Linked DNA regions of Homo sapiens: region 1 is linked to region 2. The links are chromatin loops, found by intact Hi-C in ENCODE. Cell type or tissue: tibial artery. All regions are shown on one strand. Links, peaks and the distances in the headings refer to the core of each region. The heading gives the core; the rest is flanking DNA. Region 1 has its middle 300 kb from the start of REEP3. Region 2 overlaps JMJD1C (jumonji domain containing 1C).

Region 1 (16,554 bases), core at 4,895-12,894, 650 kb after region 2:
GAATTTATCTTAGTACAGAACAAAATGAAAAGTCTCCCATGTCTACTTCTTTCTGCACAGACATGGCAACCATCCGATTTCTCAATCTTTTCCCCACCTTTCCCCCCTTTCTATCCCACATAACGGCCATTGTCATCGCGGACCGTTCTCAATGAGCCCCCCACCTCCCTCCCGGACGGGGGGGCTGGCCCGGCAGAGGGGCTCCTCACTTCCCAGTAGGGGCGGCTGGGCAGAGGCACCCCTCACCTCCCGGACGGGGCGGCTGGCCGGGCGGGGGGCTGACCCCACCTCCCTCCCAGACGGGGTGGCTGGCCGGGCGGGGGGCTGACCCCCCCACCTCCCTCCCGGACGTGGGGCTGACCCCCCCACCTCCCTCCCGGACGGGGCGGCTGGCCGGGTTGGGGGCTGACTCCCCCACCTCCCTCCTGGACGGGGTGGCTGGCCAGGCAGAGGGGCTCCTCACTTCCCAGACGGGGCGGCTGCCGGGCAGAGGGACTCCTCGCTTTCAGCGGGGCGGCTGCCGGGCGGAGGGGCTCCTCCTTTCAGATGGGGCGGATGCTGGGCGGAGGGTCTCCTCCTTTCAGACGGGGTGGTTGTAGGCAGAGGGTCTCCTCCTTTCAGCGGGGCGGCTGGGCAGAGACGCCCCTCACCTCCCAGATGGGGTCGCGGCCAGGCAGAGGCGCTCCTCACATCCCAGACGGGGCGGCAGGGCAGAGGCGCTCCCCACATCTCAGACGATGGGCGGCCGGGCAGAGACGCTCCTCACTTCCCAGATGGGATGGCTGCCGGGAAGAGGCGCTCCTCACTTCCTAGATGGGATGGCGGCCGGGCAGAGACGCTCCTCACTTTCCAGACTGGGCAGCCAGGCAGAGGGGCTCCTCACATCCCAGACGATGGGCGGCCAGGCAGAGACGTTCCTCACTTCCCAGACGGGGTGGTGGCCGGGCAGAGGCTGCAATCTCGGCAGTTTGGGAGGCCAAGGCAGGCGGCTGGGAGATGGAGGTTGTAGCGAGCTGAGATCACGCCACTGCACTCCAGCCTGGGCACCATTGAGCACTGAGTGAACCAGACTCCGTCTGCAATCCCGGCACCTCGGGAGGCCAAGGCTGGCGGATCACTCGCGGTTAGGAGCTGGAGACCAGCCCGGCCAACACAGCGAAACCCTGTCTCCACCAAAAAAGTACGAAAACCAGTCAGGCGTGGTGGCACGCGCCTGCAATCGCAGGCACTCGGCAGGCTGAGGCAGGAGAATCAGGCAGGGAGGTTGCAGTGAGCCCAGATGGCAGCAGTACAGTCCAGCTTCGGCTCGGCATCAGAGGGAGACCGTGGAAAGAGAGGGAGAGGGAGACCGAGAGGGAGAGGGGAGAGGGGAGAGGGGAGAGGGAAGGGAGAGGCAAGGCAGAGCGCAGAGGCAGAGCGCTTTATTCTTTTTTTGGCAATTGTGAATGGGATTGCCTTCATGATTTGGCTTTTAGCCTGGCTGTTGTTGGTGTGTAGGAATGCCAGTAATTTTTTTACATTGATTTTGTATCCTGAAACTTTGCTGAAGTTGTATATCAGCTGAAAGGAGTTTTTGGGCCAAGACTATGGCATTTTTTGGTATTGAATCATATCATTTGTGAAGAGAGAGACTTTGACTTCCTCTCTTCCTATCTGGATGCTCTTTATTTCTTTCTCTTGCCTGATTGCTCTGGCCAGGACATCCAATACTAAGTTGAATAGGGTGGTGACAGAGGGCATTCTTGTTCTGTGATGGTTTTCAAGGGGAATTCTTCCAGTTTTTGCCTATTCAACATGATGCTGGCTATGGGTTTGTCATAGATGGCTCTTATTATTTTGAGGTATGTTCCTTCAATACCTAGTTTACTGAGAGTTTTTAACACAAAGTGGTGTTGAATTTTAGCAAAGGCCTTTTCTGCATCTATTGAGATAATTGTGTGGTTTTTGTCTTTAGTTCTGTTTATGTGATGAATCACATTTATTGATTTGTTTATGTTGAACCAACCTTGCATACCAGGGATAAAGCCTACTTGATTGTGGTGGATTAGTTTTTGATGTGTTGCTGAATTTGGTTTGCCAGTATTTTGTTGAGGATTTTTGCATCAACGTTCATCAAGGATATTAGCCTGAAGTTTTCTTTTTTTGCTGTGTCTCTGCCATGTTTTGGTATCAGGATGATGCTGGCCTTATAGAATGAGCTAGGGAGGAGTCATTTCTTCTCAATTTTTTGGAATAGTTTCAGTGGGAATGGTACCAGCTCGTCCCTGTATATCTGGTAGAATTTGTCTGTGAATCCATCTGGTCCTGGACTTTTTTTGGTTTGTAGGCTATTTGTTACTGATTCAATTCAGAACTCATTATTGGTCTGTTCAGGGAATCAATTTCTTCCTGGCTCAGTCTTAGAAGAGTGTATGTGTCCAGGAATTTATTCATCTCTTTTAGATTTTCTAGTTTGTGTGCAAAGACGTGTTCATAGTAGTCTCTGATGATTGTATTTCTGTGGTGTCAGTGGTAACATTGCCTTTGTCATTTCTCATTGCGTTTATTTGGATCTGCTCTCTTTTCTTCTTTCTTAGTCTAGCTAATGGCCTATTTATCTTATTAATTTGTTTGAAAAAAAAAACAACTTCTTGACTTGTTGATCTTTTGAATTTATTTTTGTGTCTAAATCTCCTTCAGTTCAGCTCTGATTTTGATTATTTCTTGTCTTTCTGCTAGTTTTGGGGTTGATTTGCTCTTGGTTCTCTAGTTGTTTTCGTTGTGATGTTAGGTTGTTAATTTGAGATCTTTGTGAGTTTTTGGTGTGGGCATTTAGTGCTGTAGATTTCCCTTTTAACAGTGCTTTAGCTGTGCCCCAGAGATTCTGGTATGTTGTATCTTTGTTCTCATTAGTTTCAAAGAGCTTCTTGATTTCTGCCTTAATTTCATTATTTACCTGAAAGTCATTCAGGTGCAGGTTGTATAATTTCCATGTAATTGTATGGTTTTGAGCAATTTTTTCAGTCTGATTTTTTATTTTTATTGTGCTGGGGTCTGAAAGTGTGTTTGGCATAATTTCAGTTCTTTTGTATTTGCTGAGGATTTTTTTTTATGTCTGATTGTGTGGTCAATTTTTGACTATGTGCCATGTGGCGATGATAGAAATGTATATTCTGTTGTTTTTGGGTGGAGAGTTCTGTAGAGGTCTATCAGATCCATTTGGTTCAATGTTGAATTTAGGTCCTGAATATCTTTGTTGATTTCCTGCCTCATTGATTTGTCTCATTGTTAGTCAGTGGTGTGTTGAGGTCTCCCATTATTATTGTGTGGGAGTCTAAGTCTCTTTGTAGGTCTCTAAGAACTTGCTTTATGAATCTGAGTGCTCTTGTGTTTGGTGCCTATATATTTAGGATGGTTAGGTCTTCTTATTGAATTGAACTCTATACCATTATGTAATGCCCTTCTTTGTCTTTTTTTATTTTTGTTGGTTTAAAGTCTATTTTGTCTGAAATTAGGATTGCAAACCCTGCTTCTTTTTCTGATTTCCATTTGCTTGGTAGATTTTTCTCCATCCTTTCATATTGAGCTTATGGGTGTCATTGACTGTGAGATGGATTCTTTTGAAGACAGCATACCTTGGGTCTTGCTTTTTTATACAGCTTGTTACTCTGTGCTTTTGAAATGGTGTATTTAGCCTATTAACATTCAAGATTAGTATTGATATGTGTGGATTTGGTCCTGTAATTGTGTTGTTAGCTAGTTATTATGCTGGCTTGTATGGTTGCTTTATAGTGTAACTGGTGTGTGTACTTAAGTGTGTTTTTTTAGTGGCTGGTAATGGTCTTGCCTTTCCATATTTAGCACTCCTTTCAATGTCTCTTGTAAGGCAGGTCTGGTGGTAACAAACTCCCTCAGCATTTGCTTCTTTGAAAAAAAAAATTTCTCCTTTGCTGAGGAAGCTTAGTTTGGCTGGATATAAAATCCTTGGTTGAATTTTTTTTTCTTTAAGAATATTGAATATAGGCCCCTAATCTCTTCTGGCTTGTATGGTTTATACTGAGAGGGCTGTTTTTAGCTCAGTGGGGTTCCCTTTGTAGGTGACCTGCCTTTTCTCTCTAGCTGCCTTTAACATTCTTTCCTTCATTTTGACCTTGGAAAATATGATGATTACGTGTCTTGGGGAGGATCTTCTTGTGTTGAATCTTTCAGAGACTGTGTATTTCCTGAAGTTGAATGTTTGTCTGTCTTGAAAGGCTGGGAAAATTTTTATGGATAATATCCTGAAATATGTTTCCCAAGTTGTTTGCTTTCTTTCCATCCCTCTCAGGGATGCCAATGGCTAAGGCTATGGAACAGCAAAGATGGTGGCCTGTCCTTCTCCCTGGGAGCTCCAACCCAGGGAGGCTCAGAACCACTGCCAGTTGGAAAACACTGGCAAGGGTGGCTGGTGACCCCAGTCTGAAGGTCCTGTTCAGTAAGGAGAAGTGGGGTCAGGGACCCAGGTAAAAAAGCAGTCTGTCTGCTTTTTTGTAGGGCAGCTGCACTGAAGGCAACAATGGCTAAGGCTGTGCAACAGCAAAGATGGCAGCCCACACTCCCTCTGGGAGTTCCATCTCAGGGAGGTGTAATGCTGCTAATAGCAAAGATGGTGGCCCACCTCTCCCTCTTGGAGTTCCATCTCAAGGAGGTGTAATGCTTCTACCAGTGGCTGGCTAGAGTTCCAAGCCAGTGGTTCTTATTCTGCAAAATGTCATCGAAGTGGGACCTACAGACTGTTGCTGCTCAGCCCCCTGGATTCAGCCCCTTTCTTATAGGTATGTACAGGAGTCTAACTCCCTGCTTTGGAGTTGCAGCTACTTTTGCTGGGAAGTCCAGGTATCAAAAACTTCCAGCGGCTGCTCTGCTGAAACTCCACATTGCTCTGCATGTCAGACCGCAGGCCCAGGTAGAGTGGGTTCACGAGGGGATCTCTTGACTTGAGGGTTGCAAAGAACCGTGGGAGAAGCATGGGTCCCCAGGGTTGCTAACTCATTCACTGTTTTTCTGGGCAGGGGAGGCTCCTGGCTCTGTGTCACTCCTGGGTGGGCAGTTGTCCTGCCTTGCTTTTCTCTGTTCTCCATGGGTTGAGTTGTTTTCTTGGTGAATCCCAATGTGTGTTCCTGATGTTTCAGTTGAAGATGCTATATTTACTCACCCTCTATATTTTTCTCCCTGAAAGTGGTGCACACTAGTTGCTTCTTGTTGGCTATCATGGTCAGGCTCCTATTGTTTTTTTTCTTCTGCTAATTTTAGGTTCGATTTGCTCTTGCTGTTCTAATCCTTTAAGATGCATTGTTAGGTTGTTTAGTTGATTTTTTGTCTTTTTTGATGTAGGTACTAATAGTTATAAACTTTCCTCCTAGTACTACTTTCACGGTATCCCATAGGTTTGGTATGTTGTGTTTCATTAAGTTTCAAAATTTTTTTCAATGTCTTTCTTAATTTCTTCATTGGGCCAGTGGTCATGCAGGTGCATGTTGTATAATTTCCATGTATTTGTATTGTTTCCAAAATTCCTCCTGTTATTAATTTTTAGTTTTATTCCATTGTGGTCAGAAAAGATGCTTGATAGTATTTTAGTTTTTTGGAATGTTTTAAGACTTGTTTTGTGACCTAATATATGGTCTATTCTTGACAATAATCCATGTGCTTAGGAAAAGAATGTGTATTCTGCAGCCCTTTGATGAAATATTCTATATATATCTATTAGATCCATTTGTTCCACAGTGCAGATTAAGTCTGATGTTTCTTTGTTGGTTTTGTCTGGAAAATTTGTCTAATGCTAAAAGTGGGGTGTTGAAGTCTCCAGCGATTATTGTATTGGAGTCTATCTCTCTTTTTGCTTTATGTATCTGGGTGCTCCAGTGTTGGCTGCATATGTATTTAAAATTGTTAAATCCTCTTGCTGAACTTATCTCTTTATCGTTATATGGTGACTTTCTTTGTCTCTTCTTATATTTTTCGTCTTAAAATCTATTTTTTGTGATATAAGTATAGCTACTCCTGCTCTTTTTTGGTTTCCATTGGCATGGAATATCATTTTCCATCCCTTTAGTTTCGGTTTTTCAGTTTACGTATATCTTTATAGGTGAAGTATTTCTTGTAGGCAACAGATCAACAGACATTTTTTTAAATGTAGTAAATTTATATGTCTTTTTTTTTTTTCGAGACAGAGTTTCACTTCATCACTCAGGCTGGAGTGCAGTTTCACAGTCTCAGCTCATTGCAACCTCTACTTTCCAGGTTCAAGCAATTCTCCTGCTTCAGCCTCTTGAGTAGCTGGGATTACGGGCATGCACTACCATGCTTGGCTAACGTCTGTATTTTTAGTAGACACAGGGTTTCACCATGTTGGCCAGGTAGGTCTTGAACTCCTGACCTCAAGTGATCTGCCCGCCTCGGCCTCCCAAAGTGCTGGGATTACAGGCATGAGCCATGGTACCTGGCTGATAGTTGTTAAATTGGTGTTCTTATTTGGGCAGGGGATGATTAGTGGAGCCATCTTGCTCTGCCCCTTTTCTATTCTCACTTTTAGATCTTCTTTTGTGTTTTGTTATAATGTCCTCACATGGATATTTTTTGAATGGGTTCATAGAAGGGAGACTTTGAGTATGAGTTCTTGCATGTCCGGAAGTGTCTAATTTGTACTCAAATTTGATGGATAGTTTAGTATAGAATTATAGGTTCAGAATAATTTTCCTTAGAACTTCAGCTTGATTTCTTATTGTCTTCTGGCATCTAGTGTTTCTGATAGGCAGTCTGATACCAATGGATTCTCATTCTTTGAAGGTAACCCTTTAATAGACATCTGTACAATTCTTTTTATGCCTTTATCATTTTAATCTTTGGTGTGTCTGGGTGTGGGTCTTTCATTTATGAACCCTGTGGCTCCTGGTGGGCCTTTTTAATCTTAAGACTAGACCTCTCCTTCAGTGCAGCCTCCATGGGTATCTGTTCTCTCATCTGTTACTCTTGTTATCCAGATGTGGACCTTATGGATTGATCCTTCATATCTTTACTCTATTTCAGTATTTTTTCTTTGAATTCTGGAAAATAGCCCCGACTATATCTTTCAGGTTAGGTGCAGTTTTTTTGGTATAAATTTGTGGGGTACAAGTACAATTTTGTTACATGCATGGATTACACTGTGGTCAAATCAGGGCTTTTAGGGTAGTCATCACCTAAATAATGTAAACTGTACCCAGGTGCATTTTTAACAGAATTGAATAACCTCAATTCCTCTATTGAATTTGTTGTTCTCTGATTGCTTTTTTTTTTCCGGAAGCCTGTTTGTATGTGTGTATGTGTCCTAATTTCTCTGTGGATGCCCATTAGCATTAAAACTGTTTTTTTTTTCCTTGTATTACTTCTGTGCCTTTCAGGATTGATTGTTCTGTTGGTTCACAGTGGTCTTTCTCATTTATCTTCTCAGCCTTCATTCTATCTCTAGACCTAATGCATACATAATGTGCTCTCCCAGCCTAGTGTTTTAGTGCATTTAGACAGAAGTTGTTCAGATATCCAGCAGGGTGGCATGGCTGAAGCCATCTTTCTGTATACTCAGGGGAAGGGAGTGACCTAACGGCATGGCATTTAACTCTGGCAGCCTAACCCTTTGTAGAGAAGAACTATTCTGTTTTACAATGGGAATCTGTTGGCCTAGACTTCTTTCGTAGAAGGAGTTGGGAATCTATATTTATGGAGACAATGGGATTTAGCTACTGTTTCATTAAGAATAGCAGTCATTTATTGAGCACTCCCAGAGACATATGTTGTCTCTTTCTTTCGAACAGCTCTGAAAAGTCATTACTATTTCTCTATTTTATAAAGACATGGGCTTAGAGAGTTAAGGTAACTCTTTCAGAGTCACCTAGTCAGTACATTCAAAACTAGAATTTGAACCTTGGGATTTTGGAGGCTCCAAGCCATTGCTTCTAAAGGGCTTCTCTCTATGGCTTGACTAAAGATGAATAAATACCACAACGCTTCACAAAGTCTCAATTTTTAAAAACTGTTTTCTCAACTCTGCAAAAAGAATGTTTTCAAAAGTAGCATTTGGCATAATTCTCATCTTTCCTCATGTACTAAACTATTTTAAGAGACCAAGACCTGTTGTTTACTGGGAGAAAAGCTGGTATAGAATTTTGAAGGCCTCTCTTGGAAATAGAAGGATCTGATATCTGGTGGAGGGAAAGAGGAATTTTTTTTTTTTTGGAAATGGGACTGAAGTTCGAGTGTATCTAAGGGAAAGGGAACTATAGTTAATGAATTAGTGAAAAATACTGCATGAGTATTACTTAAAGTGAAACTTAGACAATTTGGGTAACAAAAGATCCTTATCAAAATCTGCAAGGTTTAATCAGATACTATAATATGTGGGGTCATAAGCCAAGGGGTTTAGGGGTTTATGAAATATAGGTCTGTGGGAGAAATGAGTAACCTATTTATCAACTGAAATTCTTATTTTGGACAGCTATCCCAGCATGATGTGTGCTAGCAAAACAAAACAAAAACAAAAATCAAACTAACAAAAATGGGGTGTTTATGGAAATAAAGGGTTAAATAAATTATGATACACACATTAAATGGAATCTCTTGTGCCCACACTCTACTGTCACTTCCACAGGCTACTGATATTTCTCTCTGGGCAATAGGGCCCATGCATTTGCACCAACAGAAGCCCTGCCATCAATACTTTGGCTTTACTCTTCATTTTATTATACTATTTGCAAGCCCATTTCTCCTAGAATCCTCCCATAAATTCCCATTTCTGAAGCTCTCTATTGCTAAACTTGGCTCGCACTCCCCCTACCGGCAGACCCAACTGTTATTCCCAAGTACTGTAGATTTCATCATTGCCAAAACTACATGATGTTTGTTAAGTACCAGAAAAAAATTTGTCTTTAATTTGATATTCTGTTGGGACAGCCAGAGGACAGTCGAGGATAAAAAGGAAGATTTTTATTAATAGTCATTCTACCTGCAGAAAACCCTCCCTAGATGATGATTTCCTGTATATGTGAGTTTGTTTCATAATTACTCAGGACAACAATGCCCTTGACAGCCAACCAAATTAAAATGCATACCCAGAGCTATAATTTTTTTAGCTCTAATTAACCAATTCTGTTTCCTTAAATGTAAATGACCTCTCTTCCTATTTTGAGATTTACTATTTAAGGTTTACTCAGTACACATTTTAAAGTAGATTAAAAAACAAATCTATTTAAATCTGTTTCAAAGATAAATGCCTGCTACAAGTCTTGTCTTCAGATACTACTCAATAGATTCATGTGTGCCTGAGGCATTATGTGGTGTTGGGGAGTAGGCAGAGTTTTAATTTCTACTATATATCCTCTTCTCTCTCTCAACTGTTTGAGTCAATGGTGGTGAGTGCATTTGCAGACAGCAACTCTCCCCTTCCCCAGGACTGGACACAGAGAAGGCAAATGTTCCTTTCATAGATCCCCTTTCCCTAAAGAGCACAAAGCCCCATGTTTTCAAAAAAGAAACAGCTGAAAACTAAAATAACAGAACATAGCTAGCATCCTTTTGTCACTATTTGGGTGTGTGATTGTTCTATTCTTGATGTTTTCTGTAGAGTTTGACTATTAAGTAAAAGATTTTCTTTGGAAAAAGTACAAGATATGTTGCATGTCATTGTCCCCAACATTTTGTCCTGTCTCAAGCAATATGATTTCTTACTTGAATTTTGGTTTTCTATGTAATAAAATGTGTAAGTAAATAAAAATAATGTAAAACTTACCTTTGCCCCAGAATACAGGTGACTAAAAAGCAATATTTCATAAAAATAAATGCAGTAGTAAAACTTGGTTAGAAATCATGCTTTTCTTTTTATCTTTTCTTGTAAAATTGATTGAGACTTTTGCTACAACAAAGAGCCAAATAATTAAGCCCAAATAAGCATTTGCTAATAAAGTTTTTTTAAAAGGCTCAAAAATATTAATTTTAATTTTATTAATATTAATTAATAAAAGTAAAACTCAGCCAACAATATGACTTCCATGTAGCATTTCTGCTTAGCAAGGTAAGGTGTGCCGAGGATAAATACTTAGAAAAACTGTAGCCCAAAGAAAAGTTTTTTCAGGTAGAAGGAATTCCACCAGAGGCAAGGATGCAATCTTTGTCTGTGATCAAAAAGCATGATTATAAGTCATGCGTGGTGGCTCATGCCTGTAATCCCAGCACTTTGGGAGGCCAACGCAGGTGGATCACCTGAGGTCAGGAGTTCAAGACCAGCCTGGCCAACACTGCAAAACCTCGTCTGTACTAATACTTGGGTATGGTGGCACACACCTGTGATCTCAGTTACTCAGGAAGCTGAGGCAGGAGAATCGCTTGAACCTGGGAGGCAGAGGTTGTAGTGAGCCAAATTCGCACCACTGCACTCCAGCCTGGGCAACAGTGTGAGACTCCCTCTTCCAAAAAAAAAAAAAAAAAAGCAAGAATTATTATAGAACAGACTCCCCTCTTTCTACACAGAAATTGATAATTCAGAAGAATTTCGAATTACTAAGAAAAACTTAAGGCCAATAGACTCAAGGATGGGGAAAAGGTAGATGCTTAACTAAATTCCTTTACTTGGGTCATTTGGAGGTCAGGATGAATTGATTTGTTATATTTGTCTTTAAACCCTGCCTCTTTCTGCTTCTCACATTGCCTTACATTTTCTGTCCTTGTGCTTTGTGTGGCTGCTGAGAATGAATGTGTTTAGTTGATAATTTGACTAAATGATTCTTTCTTGAACATTATTAATCAACAATGCCAGGTTTCTTGGTACAAGGACTTAACCTACCAAGATCCTCGTTGAACTCTTTGAAAGGCAGGCTGTCATGGTTGTTGAAGGTGATTGAAGAAGAAAACCTGGCCATCAGAAATGCTCCAGTGTGGTATGCAAGAAATATAAAGAACTAACTAGTAGGAGTAGAAATAGTAGAATGAACTAAGGCACAGGTCAACTTGTTACGCTGATTAAGTGTGAAGTACATTGCTTTTTTTTCTTTCTAGCATTTGTGTTTTGGAGGAATTGTTCCTCCTCCACTCTATGTCATTCTGGTGGGACGGCCAATCATGGGACTTCAACCATGACCTTTAAGGAGTGGGATAGGTGGTAGGCACTTCGCCCAAACTAGGCCAATCAACATCGTCTTTTGGAAGTTTGAAACTTTAGGGTTTATCCTCAGCTAGAAGATGTATGGAGTGGGTCATCTGGTGGTTGGAGCCAAAAGCAACCGTCCCTGAATTTCTGCTCTACAAGTGTCTGCAGTGACCCTGCCTCCTGTCCTTCCTGTGGCTGTGGTGTTTGGTTATTCCTTTACAACTCTGAACTACCCCAGAATGTTTCCAATAAACCTCTCTTTCTTATTTAATATAGCAAGATCAAGACCATCGTTTATCATTTAAAAACCCAACGGATACTTTCAGGTATAACAGCAGTTTCTGGAAGAAATTAAATTTATTGCCGAAGAGAGAAGGAAACTAAGCAGTACTGTGCTTCTAAATTGTCAGCAGTTGATCTACAGGCCTGCGCTTGGCATTCTGCCATCTTCGGTTCCATATCATGTTGTCTTTGCAGCTCCAGAGCTCAGTCATTGTGATTAGAGGCTAGTAAGGCAGTGAGGGGTAGCACAGTGTTTCACAAAATATATTCTGAGAAACATTAAATGCTTGAAAAACTCTGTAAACAAACAAACAGCAAGTCACCTTGTATGTGCTTTTTGGAGATTTACAGTGCTCATAAACATAGCAAAGACTCCGATGAGTTGTGTGGGAAAGAAAATTGTTTAACTTTAACCCACCATTTTCAAAACCTTTTGACTGTAGAACCCTTATCTCACAGAATGCCTCTTAATATCTCTTGGGATGAGGACTTTGTGAAACACATTTGGGGAAACACGGGAGTGCAGGAATTGGAAAACCCAGGTTTTGGATATTTAAATGTAATACCTATTTGGCAGAGTGTCAACAAATAAATGTTACTTTATTGTCTTATTTGCCAAAATAGTATTTCATGTTTAATTATATGATTAAAAAATAATTTGTGGTATTTTACTACAAAGACATCCCATGTTCATGGATTGGAAGAATTAATATGTTAAAATATCAATATTACTCAAAGAGATCTACAGATTCAATGCAATTTCTATCAAAATTTCATTAACATTTTTAATATAAATAGAAAAAAATCCTAAAATCTGTATGGATCCGCAAAAGACCCTGAGTAGCCAAAGCAATTGAGCAAAAATAAGAAAGCTGGAGACATCACACTACTTGATGTCCAAATATACTTTGAAGCTATAGTAATCAAAATAGTATGGCATATAAACAATATAGACCAATTTCATATAGACCAGTAGAGGAGAATGGAGAGCCCAGAAATAAATACACACATTTATTGCCAATTGATCTTCAACAAAGGTGTCAGGAATACACAATGGGGAAAGGATAGTCTTTTTCCATAACAGTGTTGGGATAACTAAATATCATAATGCAAAAGAATGAAATTGGACTCTTATCTCAAACCATATCCAAGAATCAACTTAAAATGGATTAAAGACTTAGGCATACTGTAGAAAAAAGCTTTTTGACATTGGTCTGTGCAGTACATTTTTGGATATGACCACAAAAGCACAGGCAGCAAAATCAAAAATAGACAAATGCCATTGCATCAAACTAAAAAGCATCTGCACAGCAAAAGAAGCAATAAACAAAATGAAAAGGCTACCTATAGAATAGGAGAACATATTTGTAAGCCATATATCTGATCAGGGTTAATATCCAAAATATATAAGGAACACAAAAAACTCAATAGGCATTTCCCAAAAGAAGATATGTAAATTACCAATAAGTGTGTGAAAAAGTGCTCAATATCACTAATTATCAGGGAAATGCAAATTAAAACCGCGATGAGTTATCATCTCATACCTGTAAGGATGGCTATTATCAAAAAAATGAAAAATAAGTGTTGATGAGGATGTGGAGAAAAGGGAACTCTCATACACTGTTGATGGAGATGTAAGTTAATACAGTCATGGAAAACAGTATAGAGGTTCCTCAAGAAATGAAAAATAGAACTACCACATGATCCAGCAATCCCACTACTGGGTATATATTCCAAGGAAATGAAATCAATGTGTTGAAGAGATATCTGCGCTCCCATGTTCATTGTAGCATTAGCCAAGATATGGAGTCAACCTAAGTGTCCATTGATGGATGGATGGGTAAAGAAAATGTGACACACACACACACACACACACACACACACACACACACACACAGGAATACTATTTAGCCATAAAAGAGAAGAAAATCCTGTCAATTGTGACAGCATGAATGAACCTGGAAGCCATCGCTAAGTGAAATAAGCCAAGAACAGAGACATACTGCATGATCTCGCTTATATGTGCAACCTAAAAAGTTGAACACATGGAGTTACAGAGTGGAATGGTAGTTGCCAGGAGCTGGGGTAGGGGTGGAATGGGGAGATGATGGTTAAAGGATACAAAGTTTCAGTTATGCAAAATGAATAAGTTCCGGAGATCTAATGTACAGCACGGTAATTATAGTTAATACTGTATTGTACACTTGAGATCTGTTGAGAGTAGATTTTAAGTGTTTTTACCACACACAGTCACAAAAGGTAGTTATGTGAGGTGATGGATATGTTAATTAGCTTGATTGTGGTAATCATTTCACAAAGTATGTGTATATCAAAACATCACATTGTACATCTTTAATATATGTAATTTTTATTTTTATTTGTTAATTATACTTCAATCTGAATAAAGAATAATGAGATCCTTTCTTACGAAAACAATATATTCTTGTGAAGCATTTTTTTCAAGGATTTGAGAATTGTGATTTGAAATTATCAATTTTTGTACCATTGCAATTAAAATTTTTTTATTTTGACTTTAATTTCTATAGGAAATAAATCTATATAAGATAATGATTAAACATCAGGTTAGAAGGACTCAAGATTTCCCATGTATTTATTTTAGTTTGGTCATATTGGTGACATCAAAGCTGAAAGAGAGGGTGAGAGGGAGGGAGAGAGAGAAAGAAGGAGAGAGAGAGAGAGAGAATAGTAGTTAGAAATACAGTTGTTGACTCACCACATGGGAAAAGCTGCATCAGAGAGTTACCAGAACCCACAGTTGGCTTTGTTTGAGTGAAAAATAACTTTTATGTGTTTAAGCCTGTGAGATTTTGGATTAATATGTCACTGAAGCATCACTTTGCCTAATATGACTAATGCAGGTGGCATTGGTAATTGTAGTCATTACAGATAATACAAGAAAGCCAGTAAAGAAATAGTTAACCCTTATTGAGCATTTATTCTCCAGGCTTCATGATATGTACTTTCATGAATTATCTTGTTCAACCTTCACAGCAACCCACTTAATAAATGAGGATGCTGAGGCACAGAGAAATTTAATAACTCTCCCAGGGTCACAGACTTCATAAAGTTTAGAGTTGGCATTCAAACCTACATTTGATCTGATAACAAAGCTCAATGACTTTCTGACTATAGAGTAATTTAGTTTATTCACATAATTATAACTTTCTAAGAATGTAAAAGTGAACTTGGTTCTAAGGTATCAAGTGTAATATTTTTTAGAGGAGCATGGTGGATTTTGGCTTCTTGGAAATTTCTTGGTATTTAATGAAAACATTCTGTATTTCCTTTGATGCAAAAGGGGAAATTTTTGGTTCATGTGACCCGCTTTGTTTTTATATTACCCATATGTTGGGCACAGACTAGAGTTAGAGCAAAGTCCTCTTAGGATTTAGGAATGTTGATGTGATTAGTATGTCATGATTTAACGGTGGTGACAGCAAAGAACAAAACAGGCTAATAAATTAAGTTTCATTTGTATGTCTTCTGGGAAAGACAGTTTGTCAGGTTAAGTAAGATTCAGCCAGGCGCAGTGGCTAACGCCTGATATGCCAGCACTTTGGGAGGCCGAGGTGGGTGGATCACTTGAGATCAGGAGTTCAAGACCAGCCTGGCCAACATGGCAAAACCCCATTTCTATTAAAAATACAAAAATTAGCCGGGCATGGTGGTGCATGCCTGTAGTTCCAGCTATGTGGGAGGCTGAGGCAGGAGAATTGCTTGAACCTGGGAGGCTGAGGTTGCTGTGAGCGGAGATCATGCCACTGCACTCCAGCCTGGGTGACAAAGTGAGATTCTATCTCAAAAAAAAAAAAAAAAAAAAGATTAAGTAAGATTCTGTCCTTTGGTTGCCCATGAAGTTAGGAACTGAGCCTGGCTCTTCACTACAAGGATCAAATTCCTAAGTTCTGGCCTCACTCATCCATCATTTCTTTGACTCCTTAGGGAGCCATAATTTTAAAGAAGATAAAATCTATTACTTTAAACATTTATTCTTGATAGTAAAAATCCAACCAAGACCTTAATTAATTAACTAGTAAATTAATCAATTAATTTACTATACCTCATTAAAGATACTAGTTGGTAGGGGTTGCTTTTGGGACATTTCATTATATTTTTGTTTTAGAAATATAAGAAATACTGATTCTTCAGGGCTCCCGAAGAAGTGGCTGATTCTAGCCTGGGGGCAGTAAAAATGCTAAGTGAAATGGGACATCTTGTTGGGCAAGAAAGTCAGGGAAATGCTCAAAGACTGATGGGGATGTGTCAAAAGAATATTCAAGGCAATATGACAATCCTCTTATTGACCACAATGGGGGACTATTTAAACATAAGAAAGAATAATGACTATGACTAATTGAAGAGAAGAGAGGGAGGACTTACTTGCTACTATTGCAGATGCTATTATAGTAATGTTTTACTCTAAAATTGACCATCAGAAGTGTATTATTCCATTCTCACGCTGCTATAAAGAAATACCTGAGACTGGATAATTTATAAAGAAAAGAGGTTTAATTGACTCACAGTTCCTTGTGGCTGAGGAAGCCTCAGGAAACTTACAATTATGGTGGAAGGTGAAGCAGAAGCAGGTACCTTGTTTACAGTGAACAGGAAGGAGAAGTGAGTGCAAGCAGGGGAAATGCCAGACATTTATAAAACCATCAGATCTCGTGAGAACTCACTATCACGAGAACAGCCTGGGGGAAACTCCCTCCATGATCCAGTCACTTCCCACCAGGTCCCTCCATGACACATGGGATTATGAGGGTTGCAATTCAAGATGAGATTTGGGTGGGGACACAGCCAAACCATATCAAGAAGGGAAATATTAAGTATTTGCCCTGCCTTTTTAGGAGGACCAAGAATTCTTTCAGCTACAGAGAGAAAGCTCCCCTTTAAGGGAGAATGCCAGCTCATACATTTGACATGGTTGCAAATAGAAAGTCACTGTTTTGCAGCCTTAAAAAATACTTTTTTAGTGTCAAGAATCATCAATGGATGCTAAAACCTTTAAGTGAAAAAGTTTGTCAAACAAGATATTCACATAATACAAAGGTCTCAACCCACATTCATACTCACTGCTAAGGGAAAAATGTAATTTTAAAATAGAAGCATCTTGT
Region 2 (16,317 bases), core at 1-8,000:
AAAATAAATATATTAGGTTGGCTATAAAATGTTTTTTTGTTTGTTTTGGGAGGCGGGGTCTGGCTGTGTCACCCATGCTAGAGTACAGTGGTGTGATCTTGGGCTCACTGCAACCTCTGTCTCTTGGGTTCGAGCTATTCTCCTGCCTCAGACTCCAGAGTAGCTGGGATTACAGGCATGCACCAATACACCCAGCTAATTTTTGTATTTTTAGTAGAGACGGGGTTTCACCATGTTGCCCAGCCTGGTCTCGAACTCCTGACCTCAAGTAATCTGCCGGCCTCAGCCTCTCAAAGTGCTAGGATTACAGGCATGAACCATCATGCCCGGCCTCAGTTCACTGATTAAGAAAAACGCCTCAGGCTACCACAGTATCTTCTAGATGTTTAATGTGAAAATAATGTGATTGTATTTTATCTATAGAATGGGAGAGATGAGACTACATTGACTTGCCTATGACATCCTGGTAGTTGTTTACTGGACATCTATGATAGGAATTTGTCTATTTGACATTCACCTCTTATAAAGGCCATTCCAAGAAGCAGCTCCTTCCCTGCTGCCCTTCTAGAACAAGAAATGAAGAGTGAATGACTTTGTAAATCTCTCTTGAAAAGTGTATAGAAGTCTCAGTGAATGTGTTTATAAAAAAGGGCCAAACGGAGATCTAAATATGTACACATTTGCTGTCCTTTTTGTTACTTGAAGGGTTGTGCAAATACTACCTTTCTGAAGCCTTCCCTAACCCCAGGCAAAATTTATTACAGCTTTTCCAAATACTTTGTATATACCTGTTATATAATATTTAGCATAGATGGGCCAATCCTCAGCATCTTTTTTAAAATTTTTTAACCATCACATCACCAATGCCTGCCTAACACTTTTGAATAAGTTGTAAATACAAGTTTATTTTTTGTTTTGAGACAGAGTCTTGCTCTGTCTCCCAGGCTGGAGTGCAGTGGCACAATCTCGACTCACTGCAACCTCCGCCTCCCGGGTTCAAGCAATTCTCCTGCCTAAGCCCCCTGAGTAGCTGGGATTACACGCCTGCACCACCACACCCAGCTAATTTTTTGTATTTTTAGTAGAGATGGGGTTTCACCATGTTGGTAAGGCTGGTCTCGAACTTCTGACCTCAGGTGATCCATCCGCCTCAGCCTCCCAAAGTGCTGGGATTACAGGCGTGGGCCACCGCACGTGGCCCAAGATAGTTCTACCTTACACTTACGTAGGGCATGGCATGTGTGGCTGGAAACAGTGATCCCTGAGTCTTTATCTTGAACTTCTTCCACTTACTAAAGCAAACCTGTATCACCTACCTTGAACCGTTGTTTCCATATTCCACAGTAGCCCCACCTGTCAGTTACCATCCTTACTATGCTGCCAGAGGACCACACTCGCTCTCCTTGGGAAAGCAGTCAGTTCGCATCTCATCTTATACTTCCTTCTCATTTTTTTTTTCTATTTTTTTGAGAAAGTCTTGCTCTGTCGCCCAGGCTGGAGTGCAGTGGCACGGTCTTGGCTCACTGCAACCTCTGCCTCCCAGATTCAAGCAATTCTGGTGCCTCAGTCTACAGAGTAGCTGGGACTACAGGCCTGTGCCACCAGGCCCAGCTGATTTTTATATTTTTAGTAGAGAAGGGGTTTCACCATGTTGGCCAGGCTGGTCTCAAACTTCTGGCCTCGTGATCTGCCCACCTTGGCCTCCCAAAGTGTATTTGTTTACTCATCCAGCTCTCCACATCTTTTATCATCTGCAAAATTTGGGTCAAAGACTAAGGGGTGGTGAGGTGGTGTTGGCTTCTGTACCCATAATGCCCTTCCTCTCAAAGTGGAGTCCATTTGACCCACCCATACAACACAGGTCCTTGGTATACCCTCCGCTGGCCCCAGGGCTGAGGTCTTTTTCACAGACAAGACACAGAAGGACAATCCTGTTTTAGCTATAGCCAGTTGTGAAAACCTCCCCAGCCAAGAAAGGGAACTAACTTACAAGGCATGCAGCCAGTGACCTGGAGCCTGCCAACATTTCATTGTCACTTAAAAGTCAATTAATTGTCATTAAAAGAACCAGGCTGATTACTGTGGGAGCCAAAGTACTTCACATACTACTCACATTTGCTATATTTTTATACGGTTTCAAAGCATATCTATCTAGGTTTACATAGTAATTGCATAACCAGGCCATGTCATAACTTTTGCAGTTGGAAAGGTCTGAGTCTGCATCCTGGTGACAGGCCTGGCAGCATACATAACCTTGTGTCTTGGCCAACTTGTTATCCCAATTCATACTGAATACTGTATTGAATACAGAATGATAACTAGCTGGGCGTGGTGTCCCACGCTTGTAATCCCAGCACTCTGGATGGCCAAGGTGGGCGGATCACCTGAGGTCAGGAGTTCAAGACCAGCCTTGGCCAACATGGTGAAACCCTATCCCCACTAAAAATACAAAAATTAGCTGGGCATGGTGGTGTGGGCCTGTAACTTCACCTACTTGGGAGGCTGAGGCAGGAGAATCACTTGAATCTGGGAGGCAGAGGTTGCAGGGAGCCGAGATGGTGCCACTGCACTCCAGCCTGGATGACAACAGCAAATTAGCAAACTCCGTATCAAAAACAAAAACAAAAACAAAAAACAAAAAAACCATTATATAGAATAACTAAATCACTTTTTCCTCTCCCATGGCTGACTGCTGATCTCATTTGTGAGAGCATCTTTAATAGGCTGGCATCTAGAAACAGAACATGTTGTATCAATCTATCTATGGTATACATGCACAGAGCAAAGTAAAGGTATGACAGCACTTTTCTGAAGCTTATTAATTTTACCCAGATGTTATTAAATCCATAACCCATCTACCAAGAAGGGAAGTGACAGAAAACCAGACACTGATTCGTCTGGGTATTACAGTCCCCAGATGCATGGCAGAAATGAATTTGAATGCACGTATTGATTATTCATGAAAAATCCATATTCCAGTAAAAACATTATCAATTAGGGCCAGGTGTGGTGGCTTACACTTGTAATCCCAGCACTTTGGGAGGCTGAGGTGGGAAGATCACTTGAGCTCAGGAGAGACCAGCCTTGGTAACGTAGTGAGAGAGACCTCATCTCTTCTAAATAAATAAATAAATAAATAAATAAAATAAATAAATAAATAACATTTTAAAAATCACGCCTCTAATCCCAGCACTTTGAGAGGCTGAGACTGGCAGATCATCAGGTAAGGAGTTCGAGACCAGCCTCGCCAACGTAGTGAAACCCCATCATCTCTATGAAAAATAGAAAAATTAGCCAAGTGTGGTGGCATGCACCTGTAGTCCCAGCTACTCCGGAGTCTGAGGCAGGAGAATCACTTGAACCTGGGAGGCGGAAGTTGCAGTGAGCCAAGATCACGCCATTGCACTCCAGCCTGGGTGACAGAGTGAAACTCAGTCTCCAAAAGAAAAAAAAATTAGCTGAGCACAGTGATGCGTGCCTATAGTCCCAGCTACTCGGGAGGTTGAGGCAGGAGGATCACCTGAGCCCAGGAGTTCAAGGCTACAGTGAGCTATGATTGCACCACTGCACTGCAGCCTGGGCAACAGAGCGAGAGTGTCTCAAAAAACATTATACACTAGAATGGGAAAGAACTAAAGTAAAGTATTCACCACGACTTTCCCTTTATAAAGGCTCTTTGTTGTTTCTCAAATTATTGTACACATTTAAGATAACACCATACCACCGTCTGGAGGGAGCTGACATACTCAGACATACTCCTGAGGCGCATCAGACCCAACCAAAAGGATGGAGAGAAAAAGGCCAGAGGAACTGCTCCAGTGATTAGGGAGTAATCAGCAATCAATCAACTCCCCAGCCTTCCAAAAAGCTTACAAATGTCATTAAGGATGTAAGCATTATGGTCCTCTCTCTTCACCCCAGATTTACAAGGAATTAATTAGGTCAGCAGCATGGAATTCAGACTATGGATACAATATTCTTCAGACTACGGATAGAATACTGTCATTAAGGTGGGTTTGCACTGAAACAAGCCACATTACCTGGCTTTATCTTCGTTAGCTTCAGCTATTCAGAATAAGTTGTAAATATGGTTAAAAGGTGGCTCATGCAAGAGCAAGAGAAGCAAAAGGTTTTGAGGAAAAACAATCACCACAGACTTTGGGATCCTGGCAGGCTTTAGGGGACCAGCAGGTGGTACTCTACTCCAGAATTAACACCTTGGCTTTCACTTAATTTTACATCAAAATTAAATCAGATGGAACATATGAAAGCATTAGACAAAAGCCACTTTATCAGCTGAGGCACATTTGGAAAAATGGTATTTAAAAAAGTCAAAAGCTCACCAAAGAAGGTTCACAAAATCATCTGAAATATTCCTCAGGCCAATTTTTCTTTCTAGCCAAGTAGTCATTATCCATCCCATGATAAGTATAGGTAATTAATGTGAAATGCCACATGTAGGTAATTCACATGAAATGTAATTGCTCACATTCCTGGCTGAACCTTGCCTGAAGTGGAGGGTGTTGTAACAGATTACATGGAGCTAAACGATGGTGACATAAGGAAAAACAGTATAAACTAAGCAACTTGCAAGGTGTCACAACTTGGACTCCCACTTTTTTCTTTTAAGCTGAATGCTTTCAGTTGAGAAGAAAGGCTATCCTCTCAATATCCTGCAGGTGTCAGTGGAGAGCTACATCTTTCCAGTAACTTAAAGGGTTGGGAATATGTCAGCCTTAACCAACCGACAATAGCAGCCAGCTATTAAAACCAAGACTTCAAATTAATTAAAATAACTTTCTAAGGTCATACAGTAAGTGGCAGAACTCATATTTATACCCAGGATGACTGACTTCGGGCTCTTCTCTGCCCCCAGTGTCATGCTTGTCAACAGAGGGAGTACTCTGGAAAAAGTCAATTTTTGATAAAGTCCTTTTAATGGAAAATGTAAAACCCCTTTCAACTTTAATGTACAAAGCCATATGTAACACTTGCACTTTAACAAAAGCAAGCCAATGTTTTAAAAAAATACATCATTAAATGTATATATGTATATATTTACATAGCATATTAAGTTTAATATTTAGCTTTAAAAGTTCACATAAATTTTACCAAAATGAGACAATTTTAAATAAATTACACCTTTTGAAAATGTTTAATTGTACAGTCAATAGCTTCAACAAAATATTGAAGTGTCTGTATTTAGTATCTACTTTATATACTTTATACTTTACAAATTTTACAATTATTTGGCAGTAATTTTCTGATTATGACATGACTGCTGTGCGATTCAGCAATTTCCCAGATGCAGGCAATAGCTGGTGTTTGTGTCCTATTCTCACAGTAACTGTCTCAATGTAGTGAAAAATATCAGTAATTTTAGTAAACTGTACAAGGTCACATTTACACTTGATCAACAATATAGCATAGAATTTTTTATTTTTTACCAAAAATAAATACATCATTTTAAATCTGGCATTTTCACAAACATCATATACACTATAATACAAAACAGCTATATAGTGCTGCTTTTAAAATTCTGCTTGTTTTATAACATTGAATCACAGGAGCTGTGACATATGCTATACTGCTGTGGTGTCAGTAACAAGTAATTACTACAAAGAGAATTTCTTGGCACTGATGGTTTTATGAAGCTTAAAGTCAGTGTGCATACATATCATCATTCAAGGTTAAGTAATCCCAGTTCAACAACCTAAAAATATCAAACTGGATCACACTTAATTTTCTTCCATATCCTCTACTTCATCCTCGTGTATCTTCAAGGCTCTCACCATTTCTTTGACTGCATGATACAAAATATTTTTAACCTGAAAGAGATGTTGATATTTCTAATCACTTCAGTTCGACAGAAATTAATTAAAAAATGACAACTTCCAGATTTAAAAAAATAATAGGGAACTAGGAAAGCCAAATATAAGAAAAATGTTTGAAAGTGTTAAGCCAAAAGGGACACTATAAATCATACAATTAAATACATGTTGGTGTTAATCTTTGGTTGTCACCCTAATGTGACCAACTAGGCAATGACTGCCTAAGCTGTTATACATGTATCATATTTCTGAATATAAAAAGCCTGAAGAACAGGACCTAGAACACCCAACTCTTACCTGTAGTTTATCATCATAATTGATTTCTTCCTTCAAAAGTCTCAGTTCCTGTGTTAAATGAAATGACTCTACAAGATGTTCTGGAGACACAAAATCTTCAGTTACCTGAATACAGCTGTGAAAATTCTGAACCTATCCCCAAAAGAAAAACCGTGAAATACAAGTTTTAGGAGGTGGAGCAAAGAAAAGCCAAGTTATTTAAAACCAATAAACACAAGAGACAATTCTGCTGGAGAATTTACTTTCTCCAAAACATCAAATGGATTTTAAAGCAGAAGACCACATTTTATGAGAAAGTTATGTCACTGAAAAGCTTCATGTAAAGTGACTTTGTAAATGGAATATTTTTAAATGATAAAAAGAAAATAACTTTTCCAGGAATCCTTTGGAGAGGCTGATAACCAGATATTAAATTATCAATTTTGCCAAAGTGGACTTTTAAAAAATGTGTTACTTTTAAAAACTAACTTGAAAGAATTTATGAGGCAATCTATCTGAGTATGTTTATTGTTGCTCCATTGGCTTTCAGGATTTTGGTCATTTCACTGTTAACTCTTACATCAGAGAATAAAGAAAAGAAAATGAAACTTTGTTAGGAACTGGGATGGAAAATGTAGTCCCAGACAGATCTACTGACCTCGACTGAGTTTCAGAAATATCCCAGGATTTTGGTTATTCATGCCTTTCTTTTGTGACTTTCTTTCAAATTAGCCAATTAAAGATACCCCTTCAATCACCGGTGACATCAGTACAACAGTTTTTCAACAGTTTTCTCTCTCCTGACCAAACAGTTTTCCCAAGAAGCCAGTCAATAGTCTTATCTGTTATTTGTTCAGCATTTACAAACTGACTTTGCACTTGACTATTAGAGCTGCTTTCTATTAATGCCAGTAAAACAACAGAGGAAGGCCCAAGCTGATCCAATCTGGGATTTGTGGTGTTTCTAGATTGTCTTCTAGTGATATTAAAAAACATCATAAAAATTCCTGGGAAAGGAGAAATAATTGAAAAACTAAGCATTTAAAGTTACTCTAAGTATGCAAAATAAATTTAATTGGGAGGAGTGAGATGAAAGAGATAGTAAGTGGGAAATGGAGACTGTGGGGAAAAAAAATCTAATTGATGATAGGGTGATGGAATTCCAGAGGGGCTAGAATTCCTCCTCTGGGCATAATGACCACCTGAACAGCTGCTGAAGTCTGCAGAGTTCTTTAACTCAAGCACTGTGCCTCTATTGATAACTTGGTAGCATAGTAAAGTAAACATTCTCTTTCTTTAATCATTAGGCTGTTGGTTCCTCTGGAGGATGAACATAGTGGATGCCTCACATTTTCAGCATTTCTGTACAGTCTCACTGGCTCTTCATAATGTGTCTGTAGAACAGATGCTCTATTTCACAGAGCAGGAAACTATGGATGAGATGTTCAGCGCCTGTCCCAAGACAAATCAGCCAATAAATGGCAAGTCAACAGGAGCCCAACTCCTGCGGTGTCTTGTCTAACAGATGCTTTACAGTCCTGCTTATTAACTCTCATACCAGCATACAGAGTCTCCAAATGCCCTCTCTCCTTATGTCTTTCATTTATCTGAACTTAAGGAGAGTAAGTCTTTCCAAAGTTTTAGCATGAAAGAACTTTTGGTATATCTAGCTCTAGCATGTCCTAAAATCATTTGTAGCTCCAAAATGTATACTTGGTTCTTTTTTTATATAATTTATTGATATTCTCACTTTGTTCATCCATCGTTTTCCTGATTTCTGCTGGCTCTTTGAGCATATTTAAGACAGTTGTCTAGTAGTAAGTCCAATGTCTGGGCTTCCCGGGGAAGGTTTTTGCCAATTTATTTTCTCCCTTTGAATGGGCCATACTTTCCTCTTTCTGTGTATGCCTTATACCTTTCTGTTGAAAACTGGGCATCTGAACATTACAATGGGTAATCATATTCTCTCCCTGCCTCAGGGTTTGCTGTTGTTGATTCCTGAGGGCTCCAGTCATCCATTTGTTTAGTGACTTTTCCAAACTGTTTTTGCAAAGGCAGTATTCCTTGTTGGGTGTGGTCACTGAAGTCTCTGTTCCACTATCTCACTGGTCAGCCAGTTACCTAACAGAGATTTCCTTAAATGCCAAAAATCAGCTGCCCTTTTCTTCATTAAGCAGTCTCTTGGTTGCTGTTGTAAGTTTTCAATTAGATTCCAGAGTTCTGAAAAAGTTCATTCTGTCAGTCTTTGCCAGCTTATGGTTGTTTTAAAATGACTTTTAGAACAGTAACCTTTATTAGTGCTTACAAGATGCTATTAGGTTTCCTAATGACCCCTACCTGATATATTTTGGATAAAGGCTTGAGGGTTACTTTGAAGAGCCAAGGTTCAGTTTTAAAGCAGAACACAACTCAGCTTCTCATTCTGATTATCCCTTTTCTTTGCCACATTTGACTCATTTATATTTCACTTCCTTGACATTGTCTTATTCATACTTGCCTAAAAGCATCAGTTATAATTATAAATAGGTAATGTTAAGAAAATATAATTTGTATTCATAGTAGGAAGGTTATTATATTGACACTGTGATTGCTATTTACTCAGTTATTTGTGAGAACTTAGTGTGGAAAGATTTTGCCAAGAAGTCCTTTTGGTCATATAAATACAGAGAATTACAACTTTACAATTTTCTAAACTCATGATAAATGACCAAACACAATCAAAGTTAGTATTTTTCGACAAATTTTACTAAAGATTATGTGTTAACTTAAAAAAAAAACAACTGTTGCTGTTTTTAAGTAAAGGCCACTCTAAACCTCAGAATACTACAGCTGAGACAAAAATCCTGGAGGTCAGGGTCATTGCTCTGTGGAGGGATGTACAGGAGTTTCACAGACTGAGTCCCAGTTACCAAGGTAAGATTTGTAAGTCTCCAATTCTAGAATAGTTCTTAGCATATAAAGAGGGCTGTGGCTATGCTGCTTTCCCTCAGCTTGCTAAGATTATATATCTCAGCTTCCTTGAACAGACAGCCCACTCTTCTCAGTTTGGCTCTGGCAATGGTCATTGCTGACGGGCCAAAGAACAGAATGTTGTTTCTTCCCTAGCACTGCTGGCCCTTGTCATGCAGAATCACTTGGTTGAAAATTTTTTGATAGGTGCCTTGGGTTTGCATGAGATTCCTATTTGTGTGGTTTCCAAAGTGTGGTCCCTGAACAGTAAAATCAGCATTTCCTGGAAACTTGTCAGAAATCTATAGTTTCAGGTCCCTCCCCAGACCCATTGAAATCAGAAACTCTGGTGGTGGGGTACAGCAATCTGCTTTATCAAGCCCTCCATGAAATTCTAACATATGCTGAAGTGTCAGAATACTGATTTAGAGTCTGATTATTCTGAGGGCCACCTATAGCCTACTGGAAGTGTTGAAGTCATTAACAGTTTTCAGAACTTCTAAGACCTAAACAGGTTGTAAGTAATAATGCATCTCAAATCCAGGTTAATATTGTAAACACTTATTACTTCCCTTGAATTTTCTCTTAAAACTGCATTGCCACCAATTGTGAATTACGGACAACATCCTTTCAACAGAGTATAAAGAGCTGTGTTGTTGTCATTACACCCCACAGGAGAGGAAAGGTAGCAATTCCCTTTTGTACAGCTGGCAATTTCTGTGCCAAAATATGTAGCAAAGAAGTTAGATCTTGTTTTGGATCACTCAGCAATTTAGTGGCAGAGCTCAGAATATAATTTGTCAGTCTAGGTCATATATGCTGCCTTGGTGTATTTAGATATAACATTTTTTATAGATGTAATCTTGTTTCTATAATCTATGTGAATTTTCTAACTATCTCAAAGAAAATGTGTATAGACATAAAGTGGATTCCAACCTAAGTAAACTTTTGGAAGTAGCCAGAGAAAGCACATATAGGAAGAAGTAAACATTTACATGTTTTACAAAAAGCCCAATACATATAAATTATAGAAAGCCATAAATTTGTTTTCCTCTACCCTTGTGCAAAAACATGTTGTTACTGAGAACGTATTTTCTGGCCTTCAGAATAGAGACTTATTAATAATACAAACATTAAGTGCATTATTCTAGGCATGGGAAGAGAGCAATGGAAAAGATAAATCTCTTACTTCATCATGCTTACGTTCCAGTGGGGGTTAAAAGACAAGCAAAGTGAGTAAATTATAAAGCATATTTTAAGGTGACAACTGAAATGGAGGAAAATAAAGCAGGAAAGACGACAGAAAGTTGGGGGACACAATTTACAGCTTTAAACTAGACCTCACCAAGAAGGTGAAATTTGAATGAAGCCTAAAAAAGTGTAAAGAAGCAAGTCTTACAGATACCTGACAGAAAAACGATTCCAAGCAAAAAAGATTAAGAAGCACAAAAACCCTGGGGGAGGGGGGAAACATACTTGGTGTGTGTGAAAGAAGCAAAGAGGGCAGGATGGCTAGAGAGGAACTAGGAGAGCCATACGAGATGAAGGCAGTGAGACAGAGGGGGAAGTGTGGATATGTAAACCAACCTAACTTTTTAACAAGGTCACTTTGAGCCTACTAAAAGACCACTGTTCCCAAAAAAGTAGCAGCAGGGACACAAGTGTAAGCATGGAATCTCTTTGGGGTAACAATGATTGCATCTGGAAAAAAGGAACTGGGGGAAAAATGTGAGATACTGAATTTTCACCGTGAACTTTTTATACTTTTGAATTTTTCTGTTTATGTATTACATTTTCAAAAGAAAAACATTAAAAAGTAGTATTTTCAACAAATAGTACTGGAACAGCCAAATGCCCATATGCAAAAAATTGAACCTCGCTCCATACTATGCACTACATACAAAGATGAACTACATTGCATACCCAAATGTAGGACCTCAAACTATAATGGTTCTAGAAGAAAATGAGGAGAAAATCTGAGTGATCTTGGGCTAGGCAACAATTTTGTAGATACTATGAAAATACCATCCATAAAAGAGAAACTGATCAACTGGACCTCATCAAAATGGAAAAAACCAGCCAGGTGGGTTGGCTCATGCCTACAATCCCAACACTTTGGGAGGCCAAGGCAGGAAGATTGCCTGAGCTTAGGAGTTCGAGACCAGCCTGAGCAACACAGCAAGACCCCATCTCCACAAAAAATTAAAAAATCAGCTGGGCATGGTGGTGTCCATCTACAGTACTAGCTACTCAGGAGGGTGTGGTGGGGGGATCACTTGAACCCAGGAGTTTGAGATTACAGTGAGCTATGACTGTGCCACTGCACTCTAACCTGGGCAACAGAGCAAGATACTGTCTTTTAAAAAATGGAAAAATGAAAAAAAAATGCTCTTTGAAAAGAGAAGCTACAGGAAAGGAAAATGTATTTGTAAAACACATTATCAGATAAAAGACATTATCAGAAATTGGCAAAAAACACTCAAAACTCAGTAAGAAAAAAAGCAGCTAAATAGACAGAATATTTGAACACATATTTAACCAAAGTAGATATACAGATGGCAAATGAAGATATAAAAAGATGCCCAATGTTTAGTCATTAAGAAAGTACAAAGTAAAACCACCATGAGACACCACTGTACACTTACTAGAATGGTCTAAAAACAAAACTGACAGTAACAAGCACTAGTGAGGAAGCAGAGGAAATGAAACTCACATAACCCTGCACTGGGAAATGAAAATGGAACAACCAATTTAGAGAATAGTCTGGCAGTTTCTTAAATTTAATCATACATTATAGTATCACCAGGCAATCCCACCATTCAGTATTTACTTAACAGAAATAAAAATCTTTGTTCACATAAAACCATGTATATGAATGTTTATGATAGCTTTATCTATTATTGCCCCAAAGTGGAAAAAACCAAAATGTACTTCAGCTGGTGAATGTACGGATTTAAAAAATGAAAAAAATATTCATACAACTACCCAGCAATAAAAAAAGAATCAACTGATAAATACAACAATAGGAATGAATCTCAAATACATTAAGAAAAGCCAGACTTAAAGGGTACATACTGTGTGAGTCCAAATTTACAGCATACTCATAAAAGAGGAACTATAGGGACAAAAAAGCAGATTAGTTGCAGGAACTTTGGGTGGGAAGAGGCTGACTATAAAAGTGCAAGAGGATGCCGAGCATGGTGGCTCATGCCTGTAATCCCAGCACTTTGGGAGGCCAAGGCAGACAGATTACCTGAAGTCAGGAGTTCGAGACCAGCCTGACCAACGTGGAAAAACCCCATCTCTACTAAAAATACAAAATTAGACAGGCGTGGTGGTGCATGCCTGTAATCCGCAGCTACTCGGGAGGCTGAGGCAGGAGAATCGCTTGAACCCGGAAGGCAGAGGTTGCAGTGAGCCAAGATCGCGCCACTGAGCTCTAGCCTGGGCAACAAGAGCAAGACTCTGTCTCAAAAAAACAAAAAACAAAAAACAAAAAAAAAAACTGCAAGAGGGAATTTTTTCGGAGTGATGGAATTGTTCTACATTTTGATTATGTTGTTACCTAACTATGCATTTGTTGAAACTCACAGAATTATACATTAAATAAGGTAAATTTCACTATATGCAAATTATATCTCAATTTACAAAAATGACTACACTACCTAGGTTAACTTTATAAAAACTGACATTGGATAAATTCAATATGTGAATAAAGATCTTCAAGGGAATCTACTTTGTATTATCAAAGGATTATTCCTATGTACAAAAAGATTTATAATACTAGTCTCTTAAATAGGCTCTTCTTTTGAGAGCATTTACATTTGAATACAGATTAGCTATTTTCTGCTAAGAGTCTAGAAGTCAAAGAAATGGTGTATAGGGTGAATCCCAGATTAAACATGAAACATAAATAATATGACATCTCTGAAATAATCATAAGTCCATGGGAAAATATAACCACTTAATGTAAATACATTTTTTCCAGGAAATTATCATAGAGAAAAAGGTATTTATTATTATGACATTTGTATTTTACTACTGTATCATAAATGCCATTTGAGATCTAATAATGATAAATCTGACCCTGAATCTGACACATCCTAAAAGCTAAGCAATTATTATCACCTAAGTAGTATTTGTATGGAAGAGTGCCATAAATGCTAAAACAGTCAATGACTATACTTATATAAAATGTGAGAAAGTTTCCTTGGTAAACTAATATACATCAGCTACATCTCAATTACTTAGCAGTGGAAAAGGTGGAGAACCAACTGTTGAGGCAAAGCAGCTTTTGAGTTTTTTCTGGTTTCCCTGGTACACCTTGTTAATTTTAAGGGTTAACCTGGGCTGTAGTAGCCCCATTCCACCTATAGGAATCCACTGTGTACTTTTAATCCCACCCTCCATAACCACTGCATCTATTCTATGCCATTTTTCCCGGTGCTGGAAAAATTAGGTATTTTAAACTAGGTATTTATTTTAGTTTTTATGTTTTGTGGATCAACAGTTATATAAATTACATACCATCTTTCTTTAGACAGGCCCCTGATATGCTAGCATGCTGAAGAAAGGTAGGAGGTATGCTTAAAGCCTGATAAAAAGTCTGTATACTGTGTCCCCCCATGCTTTTAAGCCTCACTATTCAGAGGTATACATGTCACCAGGAGGGCTTAAAAATCAGATTTCGATCTATTAAATCGGAGACAGTATACAAATAGAAATCTGGCTCATGTTAAAACAATTTAAAATCTTAAGGAAATTATGTGAGATTTCTGCAAGCACTGAGATGTCATTCTAATAAAGGCAGACTGGTGCAGGTAATTCTCTTATTTGCATCTTCTTCCATTTATATCTATACTAAGAGCAATTTTTTTTTCAAAACTAGTTCTTTCAGTCAGTAAAAAATATGTTAGAAATAAGTTTGTATATACCTGATGAAGTGCTCCCGCTGGCAAAACAATAGCATCACCAAGGAACTGAATAAGAGTACAGGTTCTGACTCCATATTCTTCAAGCAGCCTTTGACGGAGCTTTTTGTTCACATACCAACTTTGGTCACGTATTGGATCATGTTCTGGTAGAACTTCAAGGCCTTGTTCTTTTGAAATCTGAAATATGAATTAAAATAGACACTCCAATTTAAGTAAGGAAATGGTAAATCCTGTTCAGTTAAATTTCAATTTTATTTGTAATAACAAATCTTTTCTTCTCAGAATCAATGGAACAACTGAATGAGCTTCTTCAGTTAAAAAATAACATTCTGCAATAATTTGGAAAGCCAAAGAATATTAAAACAATACAGCAATGCTGAAATGCTCTTAACAGTTTACTACTTCCTTCTCACCACCTCCTTCCACTATGAAGTTTCCATCTATCTGGTTTCCTTCCTTATAACTGTTTCAAAAGTATAGCACATGGATGAGGAACAGGGTATTTTTTTTTTTTTTTTTTTTTTACCAAAAGCCAAACCATTCATATGTATGGATTTCATAAACATTTATTGATCCTTTTTTGAGGTAAGTATAAATACCTTTACATGGCTAACCTTCTAACACTTGAAAAATCAATTTCAAGGGACTCTTTAATCAGTTAAATAATCTGCTTTAGAAGGCACAAATGATCATACTTCAGATTAAAATACAGGTAAGTATTCAGGGATAAAATGGTACAAAAAAGGCTGTAACTCTTTTACTTCACATTGATCACAGACAGAACTTACATCCTTTCAGAAAGATGATGTATCAGCACTGAACATTTCTTAAAACAAATTTCCATAATTACGAAGTTTAAAAAGTACCTGAGCAAAGGGTTTCAACCAATTATTTCAGGTTGATATATAAATTTCTTTCAGAGTATATGCCAACTACAGTCAAGGTATGATTACTCAAAATCTGAGTCTACTCAGTAAGTATCATAGTATCAGATGTGATAGAGTAGAATCATTCCCTAGGTCAGCAGCCAAAAATATCTATCAGATTCAAAGAAAATAAAGATCCTACCTTCTTTAGACGTTTCCATGAAATATTTGTTTTTACATCCCGCGACTCCAGATAGCTACTTTTCGCCACCCAACTAATATCTGGCTCAAGAACAGATCAGTCTTTTATTAACAGGGAATGGAGGCACACTACCAACTGGGAACAAATCACCATTCAAAACCCTCAAAATGTTAACAGACTTTCAAAGAGGAGCAAGAGAAACAGGGTTTTGACTTTCAACAAAAACTCCCATCTACTTTGAAGTAAAAATTATGTAATGGTCTTATATTGTTGAATGCCAAGTGAAGGTACGGCAACAATGAATAAGTCCTTGCTTGAGGGGAAGAGATATTATTTGCAAACTAACTTATACCTTTTGAAGAAATTCCCTTATCTTGTCAACATCTTTCCCAGCATAAATATGCCACAGAGCACCAGGTATTTCACTTGAGTCCTTCAATCTTTTCCTTAAAATGTCATCCAAATCTTCTTCCTCAAATTTCTTGAGAATTCCTGAAACAAAGGAACATAATTTCAAATTGTCGGCAAAGAATACCAGAAAGCCAAGTCTCCTAAAGTTGATCTATCAGAGCAGCAGAGTGCCTGACTAGGATCAGTACTTTTTCTTTTTTGGTCACCCAGGCTGGAGTGCAGTGGCATGATCTTGGCTCACTGCAGCTTCCGCCTCCCAGGTTCAAGCAATTCTCTTGCCTCAGCCTCTCAAGTAGCTGGGACTACAGGTGCAAGCTGTCACACCCGACTAATTGTTTGTATTTTAGTAGCCGTGGGGTTTCACCATGTTGCCCAGGCTGGTCTTGAACTCCTGAGCTCAGGCAATCCACCTGCTTGGGCCTCCCAAAGTGCTAGGATTACAGGCATGAGACACTGTCCCTGGCCAGATCAGTACTCTTAAAAAAGAGTCAAACACAGTTATATGTTCATAACTTTTAGGACTACAAGAATAGATAAGTGGATACAAAGCAATAGTGATTTTCCCAGTTTGTTTTATGCAAACCAAGAAGCAGGAGATAGAAAACCTAAGAGCAACTATGTAAAATTTAACCACCTTCCTTCCCTGTTCCAAGGGGGTGGTCCTAACAATGACTTGTACTCATAGCATTTCCTAACTTACAAAGGTCTTTTATGCTCACTATTTATTAGTTGGCCCCTATACTTACTTAAGAATAAGGGATAACCTCTATTTTATACCTGAGTAAAAAGGTTCCATGAGGTGAAAGGTTTTACTCATTACCATGACTAATGAACGGCAGGACAAAATG

The links. Hi-C counts contacts between places; a loop is a spot of excess contacts. Peaks named below come from ENCODE experiments on the same cell type or tissue, not always from the same donor. Only the 100,000 strongest peaks of a DNase experiment are listed, where the experiment ranks them.
Region 1: it touches region 2 in a loop (4-fold over the local background); 19 of 110 quality-filtered maps call a loop at or near these places.

The regions. Positions count from the first base shown.
Region 1 is chr10:63,811,126-63,827,679 of GRCh38, forward strand. No RefSeq gene overlaps it. Among named protein-coding and RNA genes, the nearest start is that of REEP3, 300 kb to the left of the region's middle. In tibial artery, for the core only: a CTCF peak has its summit at 8,817; a DNase peak (open chromatin) is centred at 8,815.
Region 2 is chr10:63,162,307-63,178,623 of GRCh38, forward strand. It overlaps JMJD1C (jumonji domain containing 1C), which reads right to left. Exons shown (of 26, transcript NM_032776.3): 23 at 15,411-15,550; 24 at 13,991-14,167; 25 at 6,129-6,260; 26 at 4,919-5,828. The coding sequence ends at 5,739. Among named protein-coding and RNA genes, the nearest start is that of NRBF2, 37 kb to the left of the region's middle. In tibial artery, for the core only: a CTCF peak has its summit at 4,673 (motif pointing right); no DNase peak of the experiment used is centred there; H3K27ac peaks cover 2,136 bases.